Regions from separate parts of the Homo sapiens genome. Here region 2 is linked to region 1. A link is an interaction called in ENCODE POLR2A ChIA-PET data of the cell type or tissue named here. Cell type or tissue: CD4-positive, alpha-beta T cell. All regions are shown on one strand. Each heading gives the region's core, and the rest is flanking DNA. Links, peaks and the distances in the headings are about the cores only.

Region 1 (5,377 bases), core at 169-5,168:
TGGATCTTCATGTTCTGTTGTAATGATCTCCATACTTTTTGTATTACACACACTCTCGGGAAAAAATATTCTTTGAAGAAACCCCCCGATGTAGGTATACCTAATTATTTATTTATTTATTTAGAGACCAAGTCTCACTCTGTTGCCCAGGCTGCAGTGCAGTGGTGCGATCTTGGCTCACTGCAACCTCTTCCTCCCAGATTCAAGCGATCCTCCTGCCTCAGCCTCCTGAGCAGCTGGGATTACAGGCGCCCACCACCACTCCCGGCTGATTTTTGTGTTTTTAGTAGAGACAGTTTCGCCATGTTGACCAGGCTGGTCTCGAACTCCTGACCTCAGGTGATCCACCCGCCTTGGCCTCCCAAAGTATTGAGATTACAGGTGTGAGCCACCGCGCCTCACCGGTATACCTATTTATAACTTATATATGTGTATTCTAGCAGTATATTATTTACATTATAAACTATCCCCAAAATAGAAAATTTTAAAGTATACAGTTAAAAAAAACCAAAATTCTAGTATTTTCTTCCAATATCCCAGCAGATTATATTGTGGACTCCCTGGGATCCACCTCCTCCTTCCCTTTGGAGACCCCAGGGTACAGGATACAGCCCGGACTTTGCCAATGCCAGCTCTGGTATTGTCCGCTGTGTACCCTGAGGTCCTAATTGTCTTTTCCAGCCTCTCATTTCATCACTCCTTTTCAGTAGTGCTCCCCTGCTGCCAAACTCAAATACATACAGTCCTCCCAACATAGCTTAGGCCTTTTTATTCACATGCTAGTAGCCAACCTCTGATTCCGTCCACACCTTTCCAGTCCTTTCATTGTAACATCATTATCATAAAAATACATATAAGACAATGTGTTGCCTTAAGCAAATGGAGACTTAGTGTGTAAAGTTGGTTCCTTGTAACTCAAGCATCAGAAAACTCTGACCACAGCTTCACTATCATTTTATTTTCCCTGGCCCTCCATGCTCTCTACAAGAGTTTGGGTGACTGGAAACCCACCAACTTCTATCCCCCATAGATTTGCATTTTCCCAAATGTCATATAAAAGAAATCGTGGCCGGGTGCGGTGGCTCACGCCTGTAATCCCAGCACTTTGGGAGGCCGAGGTGGGTGGATCACCTGAGGTCGGGATTTCGAGACCAGCCTGGCCAACATGGTGAAACCCCATCTCTACTAAAAATACAAAAATTAGCTGGGCATCATGGCACGCAACTGTAGTCCCAGCTACTCGGGAGGCTGAGCCAGGAGGATCACTCGAACCTGGGAGGAAGAGGTTGCAGTGAACCCAGATCACACTACTGCACTCCAGCCTGGGTAACAGAGCAAGACTCCGTCTCGGAAAAAATATATATATATATTAAAAAATAAAAGTAAAAACAAAAAAAACCCAGAAATCCTGCAGTATGTAGTCTTTTGAGTCTGGCTTCTTTCACTTAGCCTAACATGCTGGAGATTCATTCATGGTGTTGCATGTAAGGCGTTCATTCCTTTCAATTGCTGAGTAGTCTTCCCCTGTATGGGTGTACTGCACAGTTTATTCACTCATCAGCTGAAGCGTATTTAGGTAGTTTCTAGTTTTTGGTGATTATGAATAAAGCTTCTATAAACATTTGTGGTCATAGAGCTGAAAAGAAATGAAAGAGGAAAAGCTGGCACCGTGGCACACACCTATAATCCCAGCTACTTGGGAAGCTGAGGCAGGAGGATCACTTGAGCCCAGGAGTTTAAGACCGGCTTGGGCAACATAATGAGACCCTGTCTCACAACAACCACCCTATGATCTTATCCAGATCCTTATTTAAAGTGGAGAAGTCGGCTGGATGCAGTGGCTCAAGCCTATAATCCCAGCACTTTGGGAGGCTGAGGTGGGAGGATCACTTGAGCCCAGGAGGTTGAGGCTGCAGTGAGCCATGATCGTGCCACTGCACCCCAGCCTGGGCAACAGAGTGTCTCAAAGCGGGAAAATTGAGGCCTACAGAGGGACCTTGTCCAAGGCTACATGCAGAGTTGAAGGCAGAGCTGGACGTGGAATGCAGGGCTTTTGCTCCTTAGTTTCTCAACAGCCCACCTCTTTGGACTAACACTAAACTGGAAGATAAAACCTACACCCAGATTTAAACACCTGGATCCACCGATCTGGAACCCAAGTTAAGACTGTGCAGGGCATTCAGCCAGCACTGCACACCCCTCAGAAGTTCACTGACTTTCGTTTTGCACCTCCAGGTCTGATACGTGGCGCCTGGTGAACCCACCAGCACGGCCCCACCTTGAAAATTCTCTCAGACGTCCCTCGGCAGCCCACAATGGGCAGAAGGTGACAGCCATGGCAACGAGGATCACAGCCCGGGTGGAAGGTGGTTACCACAGCAACCGCAGTGTCTTCTGCACCATCCTGTGAGGACACAGACCTGCTTCAGGGCCAAGCCTGGATGGGTGCTCAGAGGAGCTAAGGTGGAAATACTGCCTGAAAAGACTCCGCCCCTCCCCCTCCCCCTCGAACAAATGGGTCCCGGGCCTCCAAAACACGGTACCTCCAGAACACTTCAGCTCCACAGCCCATAGCAAGAAGAAAGTGGGCAATGTTTTTCAGGGAGAAGGGATAGAAGCTGGTGGGTTTCCAGTCACTCGAAGTCTATAAAGATTGTGAAGAGCGGGGGAAGCTCAAATGCTGAAGCTTTTGGTCAGGATTTTCTCTGAGTTCTAAGGAACTGTGTTTTACACACACCAAACCCAGACTCTTCTCAGGAAAGAGCAGATTTACTTCTGATGGCGGGAAGTGATTCTAGTGAGGTGGAGAGAGACAACTGCTCCAGAATTTTCCCCTTTGCTAGAGCTGTCTCCCTCTCAATCCCTCCAGGGACCCCACCACACCCTCCCAGCTGTCTCTGGAGGCTGGAGGAGTTGAGTTTGGTTGACTTGAGGACTTGGACATGGACCTGGGAGGAAGGAAGGACCTGGGAGCAACAGGAGACCCCATGGAAAGGCTGCCCCAGGGATGACAAGAGGGACATGCTGAAACAGGTGGGGCTGCAGCGTGCAGGCAGATGCTAGGCTGGGTGGGCAGGGATGCACAAGGCTCTACTCCATCCCCAGAGAGCTCCCAAATGCAGAAGGATTCAAACCCCATGTGAGCGTGCCCACACCAGCCGCCCCTCCTGAGCATCAGCCTGTTCAGATGAGGGTACCTGGGCCTCTCGTTCGCATCTGTGTTCTCATGGATGAGCGCTGGTCTTTACTGACCCTCCCAAGCCTCCCCACTCTGTGCCTTGGCTCATGCTCTTTCCTCCTCCCGGCATGCCCTTCTCCCCCATCTCCGTGTCCTCGTTCCTCAAGGTTTAGCCGAGACACTGCCACCTCCACATAGCTCTCCCTGCCCTCTTTCCCCCTCTGGGCCTCAGTGGCCTTTCTCTGCTCCCTCTCAGGGTACTGAGCACTTTCTGCCTTGTCCTGGAGCTATCTGGGTCCATTGCCTGACCCCCCACTCACCTGTGTGCTCCCCGTAGGTAGGGCCACTTCTGACTGTGTGTCCCCAGATCCAGCCTGGGGTTGGGGTAGGATTAGTGGCCTGAGTGAGGAGAGGAAGGCCAGCTCCCAGAGGACTTTACTGAACCGTACTGTGAATATGTCCAAGTCCCAAAGCCAGGTGAGGTCAGACCCCACTGCCTGAGGAAGAGGGCTGGATGCAGGGCCAGCTCAACCTGAACAATCCCCTCCCACTCGGCCTTTCCTGTGGGGCCTTCACCAGCCTGCTGGGGTCACTGTCGTGCACTTGGCTGCGTGGCTGGTTCTATTGGCCCTAGGTGCTGCTCTGTTGGGTGGGATGGGAGGGGGTAGAGGGAGCCAGGAGCACTGGGTTCTCCCTGAGAACACTGGGCACAAGAGTACTGGCCTCTTCTATCCCTGGCACTGTCCTTTGCACTTGTTTGGTGGCCCCAATGTGAGTCGCTGTAAAAAATGCTGCCGTTACTATTTTCTAAGAAATGACTTTTCTGTGAACCAACAGTAACAAAAACCTCAGTAACCAAAATAAAGTTCTATATTTTAAAAAAGGCACTTTTGGAAGCCTTTCCTTAGTCTGGGCATATACTGGGGCTCCCAGCTGGCCAGGCCCAGCACTGTTTCCTCTGAAGGAGACAGGAGAATCCTGGGGCCATCTTGTTGGGTCAGCTTGTTCCTGTGACAGTTCCAGATATAGGGCTGAAGGGCTCAATCGGGCTATAATTCCACTCCTGCCTGCTCTGTGAAGACAACAGAAACAGGCCGTCCCCATGGATCACTGGACTGTCAGCTTAGGGACCTCAGACCCCGGAGCACACTTCCCCAACTTCACTTACTCAGCATCTTAGAATTTTTGCTATATCCATATGTCACCTGAGAAGTTAGTACTTTTTTCTTTAAATCTACTTAATTTTTAGAAGTTTTAAATATGCAGAAAAATTGAGCAGACAGATGATTACTAGAGTTCCCATATCACCCTTGCCACCCCCGAGTTTCTGTGTTATTAACATCTTATGCTATCAGTGTACATTTGTAAAAATTCATAAACTAGTACTGGCACATTATTAACTAAAGTCCATAGTTTATTCAGATTTTTTTCTTTTTGAAACGGGATCTCACTCTGTTGCCCAGGCTAGAGTGCAGTGGTGTGATCATGGTTCACCGCAGCCTTGACCTCCTCAGGCTCACTCAGGTGATCCTCCCACCTCAGCCTCCTGAGCAGCTGGGACTACAGGCATGCACCACCACGCCTGGCTAATTTATGTATTTTTTTGTAGAGACGGGGTTTTGCCATGTTGCCTAGCCTGGTCTCAAACTCCTGGGCTCAAGTGATCCGCCTGCTTCAATCCCCCAAAGTGCTGGGATTACAAACATGAGCCACTGTGCCTGGCCTCAGATTTCTTTAGTTTGTTACCTAATGTCCTTTTTCCATTCCAGGATCCCATCCTACAACATGTCTTTTTTTCACACACTGAAAAGACTTTTTATATTACTATAAACATACATTAAACTATTAAAATGAAAATATTCATTGGTTTTGGTAGTTACTGTTTGCTGCCCCTCAGGGAGAGTACATGCCCTCTCACGTTGCCATGGGACCTGATTTGCCCAGTGAATGTAGGCAGAAGTGGTTAATGGTCACTTCTGGGTAGAAGCTTTAAGGGCCAGCAGAACTTGCCCCGATCGTGTGTCCCTCTGCCAGTGGACCACCACGTGTCAGACATGGCAGCCCGAGTCCCGGGGTGAAGCTAACCCGGAGCAGGGTCCCAGGTGCCTGCTGGCTGACAGACATGTGCCAGACATTCAACAAAAGCAAATGAACTTTTGTTGAAACCAGACATTTGAGGGCCATTTGTCACTTCAGCTT
Region 2 (5,377 bases), core at 148-5,147, 110 kb before region 1:
GGCTGCCCCCTGCCTGAAGATTGTCTGTTTCCTTAAGAGATAAACAACTGCTTTTTCTTCTACACTCTCATGAGTCTCTTTGTGTTTGTTTCCTATGGTACTTGGCACATTGAACTTCTCAATACATACAGTTATCTTTGTCCATCCTCTTCCATATCCCATTCCAGGCACCTTTCCCAACCAGAGGCTGTCTCGTTCATGGTGGTACCCCTAGCAATGAGAACAGGACACAGCATAGAGTGGTCTCAGCACACACAGCTTCCACGAATGAATTCATCAATGAATGTAGCATCCCCTCAGCACCTAACACAGTGTCTACCATGTGGTCAGACTTTAAAACATTCCAATGATCTACTGAACAGCAGGATAATCTATATTAAATGTCATATATGAGATCTGCATATTTGCCTATTTTGTATGATTATCCCTTCATATGAATATATATTATTTTATCATATGTCATTTTTAAAAAGATCCCTCTTTGGAGAAAGTATTACCACATACATAAGCATCTCTCTTTGTTTTTTTTTTTCTTTTCTAACTAAATGTGCTAAAGCTGAACAAGGGCCTGGAAGAGGTTTCTGAAGGGCAATTGGCTGCGTGCAGCTTTGAAATATCCTACTTTTTTCTCATTTCCTATCAGTCAGTCCCATTCTCTCCTTGCATCCAATTTTGTTTAATGAGACTACTGCAATGTATTTATTTTGGGGTGATTGAATTTAGAAAGACATTCATCTAACACGCAATTGCTGCCACAAGCTGAATGGCTGAATCATAACAGAGATGATGGCATTAATCCGAGGACAGCTGTTTCTTATCATTTCTAACACAAAAAAGGCTCAGGCCAGGCTGGAGTTTCTGCCTCAGTTGCAAGGTGGGACTGATAGGATCTAAAGCAGAAACGCTTCTGGACAGGTGGCAGTAGACAGGGAAAAAGAAGAAATGCCCTGTGAGGGACTAAACATTTGGTTTTTAGAACCTTGTCTCTCTGATGTGTGAGGGTTGCTTCTGACCCTCTGGGATGCTCAAGAAATTCCAATTCTAATGAGATAATTTGATAAGGATGGGAGAAGCATCTGTGTGTGTAACGAACATTTTAAGAGTTCACACATCTGTTGGTAATTCATTGCGGCTATTAAAGCAAAACGATAACAATGCTGGCTTACATTTGCACAGCACCTAATAGTTTATAACATGCATTCACATTCACCGTCTCAGGCAAAATAAGCAGCCACCACCCATGTGCCCAGAGCTCAGGGGCATATCCAATATGGCTCCCAGACAGCTGGGGAGCTCCTTCTAAGGAAATCTCCCATGGCATTTGCCTGCTTCAGATGCCCATAATCCACTATGAAAGTATTACTTCTTTGAACTCAGGCACTTTTACTGCTAAAGCAAAAATGTCCCCAGAAGCAAGCATATAGCCAACTCTGCAACTGATTTACACCTGAGTATGAAGGCATTCTCAGCAGAACAGCTGGCTGAGGATTTGAGCAGTTGTGTCAAACTGACTTCCTCTTACGTGGTACTATTGTGAGCCCTCACTTGAGGACCCCTTAACCTGAGCAAAAGCATCCTGTTCGGCAGGAAGTTTCTCCCAGGCCCTAGAAATCCCAGCAGCCCTCACCATCCAGAAGCTGTCTCATCTGCTGGGGCCTATTCACTCCCACGTAAATGCATCTAAGGTGCTTCCCACACTGGCTCTCCCCTATAGGGGCCCATATCTGCTCCCTGAAGCATTCTTTGCCTGAACAAATTCTGGGAGTGTTGGCCAATCCCGAAGCAGCAGCTACTCCTCCTTGTTCCACAGCCAAAGCATTAGCCAGCCCTGCTCTTTTCCTGTAAATTTCCAGGGCGGGAGTCAGACCCAGTCCCCTGGGCCCCCAACTGCAGGAGACACAGCTCAAGCTCTGAGTGGTCCTGCTGAAGTGAGGTGAGATAGGCACCCACACACCCCTTCCTTATCCCCTGGGGCCATGAGCGGCACTTAGCACACCAGCTGCTTCCTCCAAAGAAATCCTCTTCAAAAGCTTCCAGTCATTCTATCCTTCGACCCTTGGTGAGGATGACGGTGCAAGAGTCACGTAACCACTTTCTGCTAAATCCTGTTTTGAGTTCCTCTGGGTGGTCTGTCCCATTACTTTGGGTATCTGATAGCTATTGTGTCTGAATTCTCTGTGGAAACTTCTAGTCTAACACCCTGTTACAATTCACTCATCTATTCAGTGAACAATTAATGAAGGTCTACCCTAGTGTAGGCCTTTCCTGTCCCCTGCCTCCTTTATCCTCCTCAGTTACTCATTCTTTGCCTTCCTGATATGAAATATTGTAATGAAGAATCAGTCAGTCACTCCTTCTCTCTTATTCCCTTCTTCCCTCTCCATCAATTTCGACTATCATTTTGGATACATGTGAGAAAATGTTTTTATTTTCTATACAAAAATAGGTAACATGCAAACTGAAAAGAATTAAATTAAAACTACAATAAATAATGAAAATATTGGATGTCACATCATCTTATGAGCCTAGCACTTTTTTTAACAGAAAGCATTGAAGGCTGACTCTTGGGAATTAGTTTCTTCAAAATGCTATTGCAAATACACACCAATAAAATATTATAGTAAAGAAGGTGCTTTATCATCTCTTCCTAGTACACAGGGCCTGGAATAGCAGGAAACAAGATGAAAATAAACAAGGGCCAGAAGATATTTCATTATTGCTTAAAAAAAAAACTGTGCTATACTTTCTATAGCATATAAATACAGACACATGAAAAGGATACAATAAAAACAGGAGTTGAAAGGAAAACCCAGTGCTCCAAGACTGCTCCACCAGACAGCTGGAACATCAAACATGCTTTCTGAAATATCATATAACAGCTGTCTACTATGCTAAGCCCTTGAACATTACCCCAAATAGTTTTTTTTTTTTTAAATCATGATGATCAATAGCAACCATTTACTTAGGGCCTTCTCTATGCCCGGTGCTGGACTAAGTGATTTATGGTGCATGTTATTTAATTCTCACAGCAGCCCTGTGAAGAATATGGTATTTATTCCTATTTTATAGATGAGGAAAATGAGCCTTGGTAATTAAGGCATCTGCCTCAAGTTGTGTGCCTTGTCAGTGGCGAAACTGCTCATTATTTTTGGTTCTCAGCAATGCCAAGCCACTGCTCCTTCTACTCTGCTGTGATGCTGTGACCTGGAGGCAGATAAACACGAGTGTTCCACTTCTAATTTTGCCTATTTGTGTAGAAGTGAAGGGTAAAATGGAATTCTGTCCTCATCTGGAAGCCTTTGGTTTTTGTGTTTTTAAGAGCCACCTTGACTTAAGTGGGCATTGGACTGGTCTTTGTGTTAGTGAAACTTTTAGCGATCACGGTGACCCTCTGTTACAGGGTAAGGATGGAATGCAGCTGCCAACTGCCTCCCAGTAATCTCCTACTGGGGAATATATCACAGCACCAACTCCAGGATGTGGGGGAGGATAGAAACAAATGAATCTGGGAATACAGGTTTTTTTTTTTTTTTCCCCTGTCTACTCAGTGTCAATTGGCACCTACAAAAAGCAGTATGTAGCTAGTAAGCACCTTCACTATATCAAGCTAATCCACCAAGACTATACGGCAGGGTCCCCACATAATATGTGACTAAACCTTTTTCGATTCAATTTCTTTTTTTTTTTTTTCTGAGCTGGAGTCTCGCTGTGTCGCCCAGGCTGGAGTGCAGTGGCACAATCTCGGCTCACCACAACCTCCAATTCCTGGGTTCAACTGATTCTCCTGCCTCAGCCTCCCAAGTAGCTGGGATTATAGGCACCCACAACCACACCTGTCTAATTTTTGTACTTTTAGTAGAGATGGGGTTTTGCTATGTTGGCCAGGCGGGTCTCAAACTCCTGACCTCAGGTGATCCACCCACCTTGGCCTCCCAAAGTGCTGGGATTTCAGGCATGAGCCACTGCACTGGCCTTGATTCAATTTCTCTGCAGCTTTTGCCCTACTCCATTTCTATATTAATACAACTCTCTTTTCTTCCTCCTACCCTCTTTACCCTTCTCCCACAAACATTTGTTGAGCCCTTGCTATGTGCCAAGCCCTGAAGTAAGTATAAGGAAATAACAAAGATCTCTGACCTCAAGTATTTTCCAGTTATAGGCCCGGGTTGTGAATATCACAAAGGGGGACAGTTACAGGTGGGATGCATGTCACAGAGATGTCAGGAAAGGTTTACATGGAAAAAAAATGGAAACGTTCCCAAGTTTTCCCTGTTTGGAAAAAATTTCATCCGCACTCCAACCTGAATTCTGTTCCACTTTAGAGCTCTGTCATAGAACCTTATGGCATGTCGGTTTACATTAGTCACTTGGGGCTGGGTTTATCTCCTCCATTCCATTCAGTATAATTCACTCCACATAAATCCTGTGCTAGGCTGTGCTGTGGGAGAGGAAAATGATAAAGTCAATCCCAGGACTGGCTCAGCAGGGAGCTCACAGGAGGAAAGCTACGCAACAGAAGGATAAACCAAGTGCAACAGAGGATGACATGGACACAGATTTGCCTCCTCCCACTAAAGGAGGCAAATGCCATGGAGTGCTTTAGGGAAGAAGTGGCATTTGAGAGGAGCTTTGAAAGGTGAGCAAGATTTCTCTAGTCAGAGACCGAAAGAGAGATGATGCTTTGTAACAGATTCAGAGAAGGCAAGAAGAAGGGGAAAGAATGAGACAGTGTGTTTGAGGGAACTGCAGTAAACCAATGAGGCTGGCATATAGGGTATATGGTCAGGGAGAGGTGTATGATTGGAAGAAAAAAACCTGGAAAGGTTAATTTGGACCAATCTGTGGGGGCTTTCAATACTTGTAAGGTATTGACACTTAATATGTAGGCTATTTCCCACTCAAAAATGCTTCTCATTTTGGGGAAGCATTTTTGGCTGGGAAATTTATGTGCCCAAAGTTGTTTTGTATGGATTGTGGATGAGAAAAGAGACAAGGAGACCAATCGGGATGAGTGTAGTATTCCAGGTAAAAGAGGCTGTTGTTGCTGATGAGAAGTAGCAGTGGAGAGGGAGAACTGCCACTCTTGGGTCAGGGGCTGAGTGTCACCTATTCATTTGTCCCCTGTAACAGCCAGCACTGTTCCCCCCTGTTTCATAAATATTTGTGAGATTGAACTGTATTAAAGATTCAATTTGAAAGTATGAATTTATGTCTTGCAGATGTCTTGTCCTTTTTGTTTTAATCCTGTCATAAAAGTCATTCAATTCCAAGTCACAGTATTGTCCCTGCCGAAGGCTATCATTATCTGGCAGTTATGTGGCACCTCAGAGCAGTGGCACCTCATTTGCAGTCCTTAATTGCCTCATGCACCATTTTA

What was found. ChIA-PET counts read pairs that join two places held together with the same protein. Peaks named below come from ENCODE experiments on the same cell type or tissue, not always from the same donor. Only the 100,000 strongest peaks of a DNase experiment are listed, where the experiment ranks them.
Region 2: POLR2A ChIA-PET joins it to region 1 with 5 read pairs; 2 of 35 experiments call an interaction of 5 or more read pairs at or near these places.

The regions. Positions count from the first base shown.
Region 1 is chr9:37,509,580-37,514,956 of GRCh38, reverse strand. It overlaps FBXO10 (F-box protein 10), which reads left to right. Exons shown (of 11, transcript NM_012166.3): 11 at 2,236-4,065. The coding sequence ends at 2,410. Among named protein-coding and RNA genes, the nearest start is that of POLR1E, 26 kb to the right of the region's middle. RefSeq lists an enhancer at 2,835-3,391. In CD4-positive, alpha-beta T cell, for the core only: no CTCF peak of the experiment used is centred there; a DNase peak (open chromatin) is centred at 2,346.
Region 2 is chr9:37,618,073-37,623,449 of GRCh38, reverse strand. It overlaps a transcript of FRMPD1 not described here. Among named protein-coding and RNA genes, the nearest start is that of TOMM5, 28 kb to the right of the region's middle. In CD4-positive, alpha-beta T cell, for the core only: no CTCF peak of the experiment used is centred there; no DNase peak of the experiment used is centred there.